Regions from separate parts of the Homo sapiens genome. Here region 1 is linked to region 2. The links are chromatin contacts, found by Hi-C or POLR2A ChIA-PET in ENCODE. All regions are on one chromosome and are shown on one strand. Each heading gives the region's core, a stretch centred on a gene start or an enhancer-like site at or near the end of the contact. The rest is flanking DNA. Distances are from core to core; before and after follow the strand shown.

Region 1 (5,532 bases), core at 2,436-4,935, 530 kb after region 2:
CTTTATATCTCACTGCTATCTTTCCTTGCTGCAGCTGCAGCCCAGGATTAGTTTGAGGACTTCTGGTCATTTGCAGGAGAGTTTAAGCCAAACCAAACTCTGGCCTGATCTCCCCACATTGCCCCCCACTCACAGGGACCCCATACTCAAGAGACAATTTGGGTTCTTGACCCTGGCACCAAATTGCATTCGTTCCCACTCTCAGCCCTCAAATAAGCTTCCTGTGTGTCAGGCACTGTCCCTGTTCCTTCCAGTCAGACCGTCCAGCCGAGCACGCTGTATTCATGGGTGGGTGCAGGGTCCCTGAGGGAGGGGCTGGAGGCAGCTGCCGGCGTTTGGCCCAGGGCTCACACTGCCAGGGCTTAAGTTAGCACTTAGCTGCCCAGCTACTCTCCAGATGGTGACTCATGGGCCCTGCTGAGCCTGCTAGCTGCAGAGCGCCCATCCTGAGGCATCTGAGCCTGGCAAGGGGCCAGCGGGACACCAGAGGAGCTCCAGCTCAGTTCTCAGACCCCCAAGGGGCACAAGGAGAGGTGGATGAGGTCAACCAACTCAGGAGATCAGCATGCGGCAGCCACTTCCCAGACCCTTTGTGACCCCAGTGGGCCACCTCGAGACGAGTGCACACCATGTAATCCATCCAGATCTCTGTAGCAGCCTCCATAGGCAGCTGCTCAGCCAAGTGGCAGGAAAAGCAAGTGCCAAGGAGGCCTTCCAAGGTCATCTCTTCCATTCCCCTGCTTCCAAGGAAGAAAGGCCCGAGGAAGGAAAGGCCACATCCTTTTTTCACATGCTCCTGTCAGTGACTCACAGTCCTGGTGCCTGGAAAGATCTTCTGAGTGTCTGGTCTCAGTCTTTCCTGTTGCGGGCCACGTTCGTCTCTAGTTCAGCTCTCACAGCAGTGAGAATGAGTGGCCTAGTGCCTTGGTCCTCAGTGACCTTTGTCAGGCAGCACCCTAAGGCACACCAGGGGAGGAGACAGAGAAGGAGGGGAAAGGGAAAATCCAGAATGTTTTAAAAAGTGATTTTCTTCACGTTTACATAGAATTTAATGGCGTACAAGTCACTTTCACCCCTGCTCCCACTGTCCCTTCCGGGTCAGGGTCAGGGCAGGTTATTTAACCTCTCTGGGCCTCAGTTTTCCCATCTCATCTGTGAGATGTTAATGATGATGGCACCATCCTCACAGGGTTGCCGTGAAGATTCCATGAGATACACGTGTAAAGGGCTTAGCCAAGTGCCGTGCTGGGCACATAATAAGCAGTCAGCAACGTCTGCTAATGATGCAGGGAGGGCAGGTGCCCCAAATCCCAGTTAGCCGACCGGGAAAGTGAGGCTTGGTGATTTCAAGGCTAGTAAATATCAGGGACAAAAACCAAGGTCACCTGACCCAGAAATCTAGGGCTCTGAGCTCACCTGCACCAAGATGCCTCTCTTTGTTGGGCACCCCCTTGGGAGGAGGAAAGAAAGGACAGTGGTACTTGTTCCATGTCTTTGGATGGCAAAACCCACCTTCTTTGAGCAGCCTCCCCAGCTGCCTCTGGAACACCCAACAACAGACTTAGGGGCTGGCTCTGGAGTTGGGTCTATGCCGTTGTCTGCCTCCAACCCCAGGCCCACCACATCCACCCCTGCAGCCTGGCTTTCAGAGAGTCCTTCTAGGATACAACCGTAGAGTAGGAAGTTAGCCTTTGGGATCTCAGCCTCATCAGCCCCCTCAGCCTCCGGACGTCCCACCTCCACATTCTCTCCCTAACCCTTCCCAAGACCTGCCCTGCGGTGGGGCAGGCAGCATAGGATGTGAAAACCCTGGGAGCTATGGAGTATGCAGACCTCAGCTTACATCCCAACCCTGCCACTTAAGGCCACCAGACTTTCCTGGTCTCCTCATTGGTAAAAATGAGGTTAAAAAACAACAACAACAACAAAGAACAAAAAACACTCCTAAGGGCATATCCCCCACTGGCTTAGAGGTCTCTTGGAGCCTTCATTCACATGGTATGCCCATGACTAAAGAGCTAGGTGTTACCCCTCCCAGGCCCATGTGGATAGAGATGGGCTGGGATAGGGGAGTAAAGCCCAGGGGCAGGGACAGCCGCCAGTGATGGGGTGAGCGAGAGGTGTTGGGAGCCATGGGATTCCCCAATGTCCTTGGATTCACTGTACCTCCCTGGTTGCTTCTCTGCCTGGGGATTTCCTAATCCATGGCTTAAGGGGTGGTTCAAGGCTGAGTCCTGCCTCTGCCAGGCATTGAAAAGAGATCCAACTCCTCCTCCCCTACCCCACAGGTGAGGCTGAGGCTTGGGAGAGGGTCCCCTGAGGACCTAGCCTGTCACAGCCTAGGACAAGTCCCTACACAGCACTCCTCTCTGACTGGGCTAGCCCTGTAACCTTCCCTTCCTGCTTCCGGGCTGGCAGAGGGGCCTCTGAGGTGCCAGGGAAGGCATTTCAGCTCAGGGGGGCTAACACTTAGTGTACCTACCATGTGCCAGGCACTCTGCCACAACTTGGGAGTGAGAGAGGAAATTAGAGAAGAGTCCTGTATGCATGGGGTCACAGAGTGGAGGGGGCGGCAGACAGCCCCATCAGAGCACCTGTCCTGCTAATACAGGAACAAGACAAAATAGCAGCTGAGACCTGCCTGTCCATGACTGCACAAGCCTGGGGGGTTCAGGGGAGGTGGGGCTGGGAAGAGAATGATGTCATTGCTTTTCTCTGAATCTTTTCCCTGTAGCTGGATTCTTTGGGCCTTCTATAGAGGCCTGACCCAGGGCAGGGGGTAGAAAGCTGTTCTACTTTGAGAATCCTGAATGTTCCAGCCTAGAAGGAATCATCTCTTACAGCATAGTCTCTTATGTTTTATGTTTGAGGAAACCGAAACATAAGAGAGGGCAAGTGACTTGCTAGAGTCACACAGCCAGCTCAGTGCAGAGTTAGGAGCGGAAGCCTGCCCTGCTAACTCCCTGCCTGCCATTCTTCCCACCCCACCCTAGACATAGCTACACACATGCACACACATTAGGACCAGGATGGCACCAAGAGCGCTCTGTGGGCTTCACCTCTGGCCACTGTGTGTGCCGTCCAGGCAGGTGTGCCGGGGTGTGTGAGAGGAGACAAAGTGCAGGTCCTCGTGCAAGGTGGGCCACGTTTTGAATCCTTCCCATGCTGTAGACTGCCCTCCCAGCCAGGCCTACCTTGCAGGAAGTGGTCTCAAAATAGACTGCGTGAGACTATGGGTGGCCTGGTATGCTGTCCCTCCCCATTACTGGGGGGAACCAGCCAAAGCATGGGTTCTACTGACCAGTGTCACTACAGCCTAATCTTCCTGCTCTAAGGACAGCCCGTCCTATGATAATAGCCAACCCTTATGTGCACTTGCTGTGTGCCAGGCCTTGTTTTAAGTATTCACTGATTAGTCCTTATGGTGACCTTAATAGGTAGGTACTATCACTGTTTTCGTTTTAGAGATAAAGAAAACAGACAACAGGAAGGTAAGTCACTGTCCAAAGAGAGAGACAGCCAGCAGGCAGCAGAGCCAGAATTGGAACCCAGGCAGCCTCCCTGGGAGCCACTCTGCCACGCTGAGAGTGGGGCCCTGGGTGGTGCCTCCTCCTGGGTTGGGGTCCAGGGGACAGGGCTAACGGGCCGAATCCTGCAGGTGCCTGTGTCGGTGGCCATGATGTCGCCGCAGATGCTTACCCCGCAACAGATGCAGCAGATCCTGTCGCCCCCGCAGCTGCAGGCCTTGCTCCAGCAGCAGCAAGCCCTCATGCTCCAGCAGGTGAGTCTGGCCCCAGGGCAGCTGGTCCCTCCTCCTCTGCCTGGCCTGGCTCCTCCCACCCTGTTTACACCTCACCAAGGGCCCAAGCTGTCCCAGAAACCAGAGAGACTGCTCAGGCCAGACTGATCTGCATTCCTCTAGGGTAGTGGGGAGAGGTCAAAGGTCAGGCATCTCTTATGGTGGCCCTGCCCCCACAATACTCCCCGGTCCTCCCTCCCTGCATGCTGGCCCCACTTCTATCTCCTGAACAGGGAAGGGCAAAGTACTGGAACATTCTGGCACGTTGTCCCCTGTGACCTGCTCAGGAGATCCACCAAAAGCAGGGAGGGTTCAGAGCTGTGGGAATGAAACTCCTCCATCCCTTGCTCCCTCCCTCCGCACCCAGACCCTGCTCAGGGCCCCTCCAGGCTGACTGGGGAAAGCCAGACCATGTTTTAGGGAAACTCCCTTCTCCTGCCCCCAGGAGCCCAGATGGGACAGGGCTGGGGTTGTGGGGATAGCAGTACCCTGCCAGTGGTAACCCTCCTCCACCCCCCCAGCTACAGGAGTACTACAAGAAGCAGCAGGAGCAGCTCCACCTGCAGCTCCTCACCCAGCAGCAGGCTGGGAAACCGCAGCCCAAAGAGGTAAGGGGCTGTACCAGGGCCCACCACCGCCCTCACCCCCTGCCCAGAGCTGGGTGTCCAGAGCTGGTCAGGAGGGAATTGCCTTGCAGGAATAGTAGAAAAATCTAGAAAAGGCTGAGGAAGGGGACCAAGGATCAGTGTGGGGGAAATGGGGATGGTGGTTCTTACGTGTCTCCATCTCCCCTCATCCCCATTCATTCTTTCTCTCCTTGCCTCGTGTTGTTGTCTCTGTGCACATGGGTGTAGACAGGTGTGTACGTGTCACCCCCGTGTGTGGTGTCTGCCGGGCCACGCTCATGTGCCTTGTGGTCGCACCATCTTCCTGCCCCCTTGTCTCTTTGTGACCCAGCACCTCAGCCCTCCCCTCCTTGTCCTGCGAATCTCTGAGTCCCTCAGCAAACCACCTCCCCTTACCTCAGCCTGCCCCCAGCTTCTTCCCCTTCTTCTTATGACTTGCCCAGCCACCCCTCGGTCTCCTCTCAGAGCTCCCCAGCCTACATCCCCTACCCCATCGGAGCTTCTATACCAGGCCCTGGAGGCCCTTCTCCCCTGGGTCCCAGACCTGTGCATCTCTCCTGCTGCCCAACCGCAGCCCCAAGCTCTAAGTTTCCTCTTCCCAGAAGGCTGCCCTGACACCCAGGAATTCTCCAGCACCCCCAGTCTCCCCCTCAGCAGTCTTGTAATTGCTGTGTTATCAGCAGGTAAATCTCTAGGCTAAGTTTATCCTGTGTCTCTCTATTGAATAGCCAGCCCCCACCCTACCCCATGCTTCCCACCCCCAGCAGGCAGGCAGAGACATCTCTGCCTCTCAACCCACCCAGGACATGCTTGGCTCATGGGGCTCAAGAGAGACTTGCTGACAGCCTGACTTGTCAGTGCCTGTGTGAAGAACTGAATGGGTGGGGGTAGGTAGAGTGGGTGAGCCAACGAGTACAGGGCGCCTGGGCAGTGGTGATGTGACTGTTCTCCGAGCCTGGGTCCCAGTGAGTCCCGTCAGACTCCTTGATTCTCTGTATCTAAAAAGCAAGAGAGGAAAAGAGCTGGGGGAGAGAAAACTCCCTCCCCAGAGCAGAAGGGGGCACCCCGGGCATGTGGGAAGGGTGCCCTCCAGGCAGGAGTGGCCCC
Region 2 (4,915 bases), core at 24-2,523:
TCCCTTTTACCCTTGTTATCTCTCTGGCTTAATCTCTTAGAACTCTTCAGTCACCCAGATGTATGTCCTCGCTAGTTCCTCAAACACCCCAGGAATGCTCCCTTCTCAGAGCCTTTGCTCACGTTGTTCCCTTCCTTGGAACGCTTTCCTCTTAGACAACCAAATGATTAGTTCCCTTGCCTTCTTCACGTCTTCTTCAATTGTCTCCTTTTCAAAGTCCTTCACCCTGGCCATCCTATAAGTACGTAACCCCACCTCTTAGCACTTCCTGTTTCCATTTCCTGTCTTTTCTCCTTGGCACTTGTCATCACAAAATAGACCATGTATTTTACTTACCTTATTTGTTGTTCAGTTCCTCAAGCTCCACAAATCATCACAGCAGGGATTTTCATTTGCTTTGTTCTTTTGCCATATTCCCAGTACCTGAAACAGCACCTGGCATAGAGTAGATACTCAATAAATATTTGTTAAGAAGAATAAAAGACTGACTGTGAGGGCACATAGCATGGAGGTTGAATATTTGGCCTGAAGTACAAAAGCCTGCATTTTAATCCCGGCTCTGCACACTTCTGTGACTCAGTTTACCTGTAACTTGGGATAATACACATCGCCTCCCATGGCTGTGGCAAGCATGCATCTGATTTCATTTAAACCCCTAAACCCACTGCCTGGCCTGTTTCAAAATCTCTGAGCTAAGTAAATGGCAGCTATTGTTACTCAGGGAGGCTCCTGATCGATTTGACATTACATTATGGCTTTGTAACAGGCAAATCAGCACCCACCGCTTTTGAGTCATAACTCACACACTTACTCCCCAAATTGTCAGTTTTGATCCCACCTCTGCCAGGACCCCTCCTTTCCTGAACCCACGTTCCCCCAAAGCAAATGGCCTGGGTCTTTTTGCAGTCAGCCCCTTTCAACACACATCTCCTCCTGTTTAAATCTCAGAAGGCCACCCTCCTAAATCTCAGGATGCCTGCCCTGGGGCCCCTTCCACACTCTCCCCCAGTGGAGCTAGGGAATTTGGGTGGGAAACAAAGGGGAGAACATAAGGTGAGCTGAGAGGGAGAGGGAGAAGAGAGCAGGCCAAGCCATACCCACCTGCCAGGTTCCTGTCTTTGCCTACTGATAAATAGGGGATACTAATGGCCAGATTTTCCATTCCCCCACCCCAGCACCCGCTGTCACTCAATTAAAAAAAGATAGAGGGAGAGAGCCTGGGGGAGGGGCAGGAGGCCTTGGCTATAAAGCCTGTGGCTAAGTGGGGAAAGCACGAAGCCTGGCCTGCTGGGTCCTTTTCCCGTCATCCCCAGCCAGATTTAGCTGCTGACAGCTGCTTGGGACTCTGCCGCCAGGGCCTGGCCCAGACCTGCCTGCCTCTCTCCTCTCCCTCAGTGACTCCTGAGCCACAGCCCCTCCATGGCCCAGAAGGAAGAGGCTGCTGTGGCCACTGAGGCTGCCTCCCAGAATGGGGAGGATCTGGAGAACCTGGACGACCCTGAGAAGCTGAAAGAGCTGATTGAGCTGCCGCCCTTTGAGATTGTCACAGGGTAAGCCTCAGATGTGGGTCAGGGTTCTGCTCCCTAGAAGAGTGCAGCCTTGGGTTAGGCTGTGGAAATTCAGGATGGTTATATTAGGCGTCAGGGACAGCTACAACCCTGCAGCAGTGAGAGTGCACCAGTGGGCCCGGCAGGGGTGGTAGGGGACCCAGCAGCAAATTCTCTTGGCTTCTCAGGGTGACACCTTGGGCTCTCTAATCAGGGAGAGGTAGGAGGAGCTCCTTGGAGGCAAAAGCCCAGAGAATAAAACCACCCTTCAGGCCTCCTGGTATTGGGATGGCCACCTGCCTCTCTGGGTAGAAGCTTAGTCCCAGGGAGTTTGGCGAGGACAGAGGATGAGACTGGCACATCTATATGTGGCTCCGTTCAAAGCAACCCTTCCCCTCAACTTCTCTGTTCCTGAGTGGGTCTCTCCGCTAGCCATAGGCCTCTAGCCCTTTCTTTAGAGCTTCTTCCTGGAGTAGATGCTCCCAAGACAGGAAAGATAGATCCATCCTTTCCCAAGACTCAGAAGCAGCTTTTTTCTTATTAAATCTTTTGAGTCTCCTCAGGGGCTGTCCCACAGAGAAACAGAGAAATTACATGCAGATAACGCAGCCCAGGAGCTTATGGACACAGGAGCTGTTCCAACATGCTCAGGCATTGCCTGGAGGAACTGGGACCCAAAGAAAAGGGTCTACAGACTGCAAGGAGGGGGCTGTGTGCAGGGTACCTCTGTCTTATCCAGATTATGCCATCTCCAGGAATAAAACTAAGTAGTCTTCTTCCTCTTCCCTTTCTATTCCTGTAGTGGAAGACCCTTCTAAATCCTGAGCAAAGAATAAAAAGAGAATCTATGAGGCCATATTTCCTCCTTGAACCAAACGTTCCCTTCATGGGGTCTCCAGGAATGACCACAGGCAGAGTGGGTGCGAGACTAAGAGAAGTTTCAGGAAGAAAGGAGGCATGATGCTTTCAAGGGGGAAAGGAAGCCCTGAGTGGCAATTTGGACTTGATATTTCAAGCTTGACAAGTGATTTTCCAGTCAGCCACAGTTTTAGCACTTATAACATGAAGATCTATAGTAGTAAGGTCCCTTCCAGCTCAGATGTTTTCTGATTTTCAAGAGAACCTAAGGGAAAATGCATCCTATTTCCTGAGGCAAGAGTAGCCCCTGAATTTCCATTTGCCCATGCCCACCCAACTAATCTCACCCTCATCCTAGGATTAAGGGAGCAGCTGGGCACAGATTAATATAGACACAGGGAAAGCCTAAGGCAGCCTGGCCAGGAGAGTCCTCAATTCCAGTGGCTTTCTTATGGAAGGAGAGCCTTTTTCTAACACCTAAGCATGCTGGTATACGCTATCCTTAGTCATACACACACGCGTGTGCACACTACACTCTTGTGTGGCTTTCCAACACAGAGGGAGGGTAGGTCAAGAACAGAATTAGACTATGTTTGTTCAGCTGAACATGCTTTGGGGGTCCCAGAGCAATGGATCCTGAAGGGTTAAGTCCACTGATATAACTTACATTTGTCCAGGGCTTTATAATCACAACATAGTTTCATGAACATGAGACCATTCAACACTCAGCACAAAGGTAGGAGAGGGAGATATATTATTGCCACTTTACAGAGGGGGAAACTGAGACTCAGAGAGATTGAATGGTATGTCCAAAACCACAGAACTGGTAGGTGGCACATCTTCTTACTCCCAGCAAAGTATCCTTTCTACTGGTTTCTTATTCATTCTGGATCCCAGGTTTCCCAGAGCTCCACGTTATCTCTATCTGGGAGGTAGTGAGGACCCAAGGCTCAGAAAAAGGGGCACAGAAGGGGCAACGTTCTGAGCATTCTGTGAACAGTTCAGGTGGGAGCAGAGCGCTGAGTGTTTCCTGGCCACAAGTAACAGCTGTAGAGAGCTGTCTCCTGGGCCCCTCTGGGTAAACAGATGGCTTAAAATAGCCCAGAGGTGCAGCTGGGTCTGTGCAGGGAGAGGGTGAGGGAATAGCTTTCCTCTCCTTCCCTCTTGAGATGCATTCCCCCCAGGACTCCCTCCTGGAGTCAAGGGGGTCAGCAAAGCAGCTTTTCTAGCCTGGTCTCCTATAGGGAAGATCTTTAGTGCTCCTTATATTTGGGCCAAAAACTAGCAGAAGAGCAGGTAGCTTTTCCGGAAACAGTCCGACATGAGGAGGGTAGCTGGTAGGAAGGAGAGATGCCCAGCTCATAGCGATTCTGGTTGAATAGGGCATTCAGGATAGAAAGCGGAACTGAGCACATTAACAAAATAACATGGTAGAATGTTCTGGAAAAGGGCCTAAGCCTGCCGTAGCGTGCTGAAGCCAGTTCCTGTTGGTTCACAAGTCTCTTCCCTACTCTGCATCCAGTGATATCACCTCGGGAGCTTGAAATCTCTGTAATGGGAGTACTTACCTTATGGAAATCAGCAAACTTTAGAAATTGGGGATTCTTCCTTCTATCAGAGAGATGAGTGTTACACTTATCAGCACACCATTGAAAACCAGAAACCTCTGAAAGTGAGAGGAAGAGCAGTGGGAAAGGGATCAGGTTTGGTAATGCTTAAGACGGAGCTCTGAAGGATACAATTTGAGGCCTGGAGAAGGCATCATATGTATCATACATCAATTTCCTTTTTCTTTTTTGGAGATGGGGTCTTGCTTCTTGCTCTGTTGCCCAGGATGGAGTGCAGTGGTGCAATCACAGCTCACTGTCGTCGCAACCTCCCGGGCTCAGGTGATCTTCCTGCCTCAGCCTCCCAAGTAGCTAAGACTACAGGTGCATGCCACCACGCCCAGCTAATCTTTGTATTTTTATAGAGATGGGTTCTGACTGTGTTGCCCAGGCTGCTCTCAAACTCCTGGCTTCAAGCAATCCTCATGCCTCAGCCTCCCAAAGTGCTGGGACTATTGGCGTGGGCCACTGTGCCCAGACTAGCTTTGAGTGTCTACTGTTGTCCAAAACCTTAGAAGTTAGATTACTCACTCTTTCAGGTGAGGAAACTAAGCCTCAGAGGGATTAAGTCATATGGCCAAAGCTTGTTGATGGAGTAGGATGTGAACCCCAGGACTGTCTGACTCCAAATCATCACACTGCATCCAAAAAACCAGAGAGGATTCTTTTTATATTTACTGAATAAGAGTTTTTCATTTACTGCCTGTTTCCCCTGTTAGTATTTAACCTCTATGAGGACAGCACTTTGTCTTTTTCACTGCTTTATCTTTAGCACCTAGCTCCTGATAGGTACTCAATACGTATTTGTTGAATAAATGAATGACCTAATGAATAAGAACCTTTTGGGTGGTTCTTAGGCTCTCTGTCAGACAAGACAGGGAATGAACTGGGGGAGGGTTTCTT

What was found. A loop is a pair of places that touch in the nucleus more often than their neighbours do. ChIA-PET counts read pairs that join two places held with the same protein, here RNA polymerase II (POLR2A).
Region 1: a loop to region 2 is called in a map of HepG2, with 3 times the contacts of the local background. The contact joins the enhancer-like site here to the promoter of APOBEC2 in region 2. A Hi-C loop is called at or near these places in 1 of 168 maps with a recorded cell type or tissue (HepG2). POLR2A ChIA-PET finds 5 or more read pairs at or near these places in 1 of 52 experiments (activated naive CD4-positive, alpha-beta T cell).

Annotation. Positions count from the first base shown.
Region 1 is chr6:41,581,111-41,586,642 of GRCh38, forward strand. FOXP4 (forkhead box P4) reads left to right here. Exons shown (of 17, transcript NM_001012426.2): 4 at 3,659-3,781; 5 at 4,321-4,407. Among named protein-coding and RNA genes, the nearest start is that of MIR4641, 15 kb to the right of the region's middle. RefSeq lists enhancers at 427-928, 2,575-3,154, 3,155-3,734, 3,735-4,314. Within about 2 kb of position 3,686, at least 7 of the 41 ENCODE cell types and tissues checked have a DNase peak (open chromatin) inside an H3K27ac peak, as active enhancers do.
Region 2 is chr6:41,051,929-41,056,843 of GRCh38, forward strand. It overlaps APOBEC2 (apolipoprotein B mRNA editing enzyme catalytic subunit 2), which reads left to right and starts at 1,274. Exons shown (of 3, transcript NM_006789.4): 1 at 1,274-1,550. The coding sequence starts at 1,420.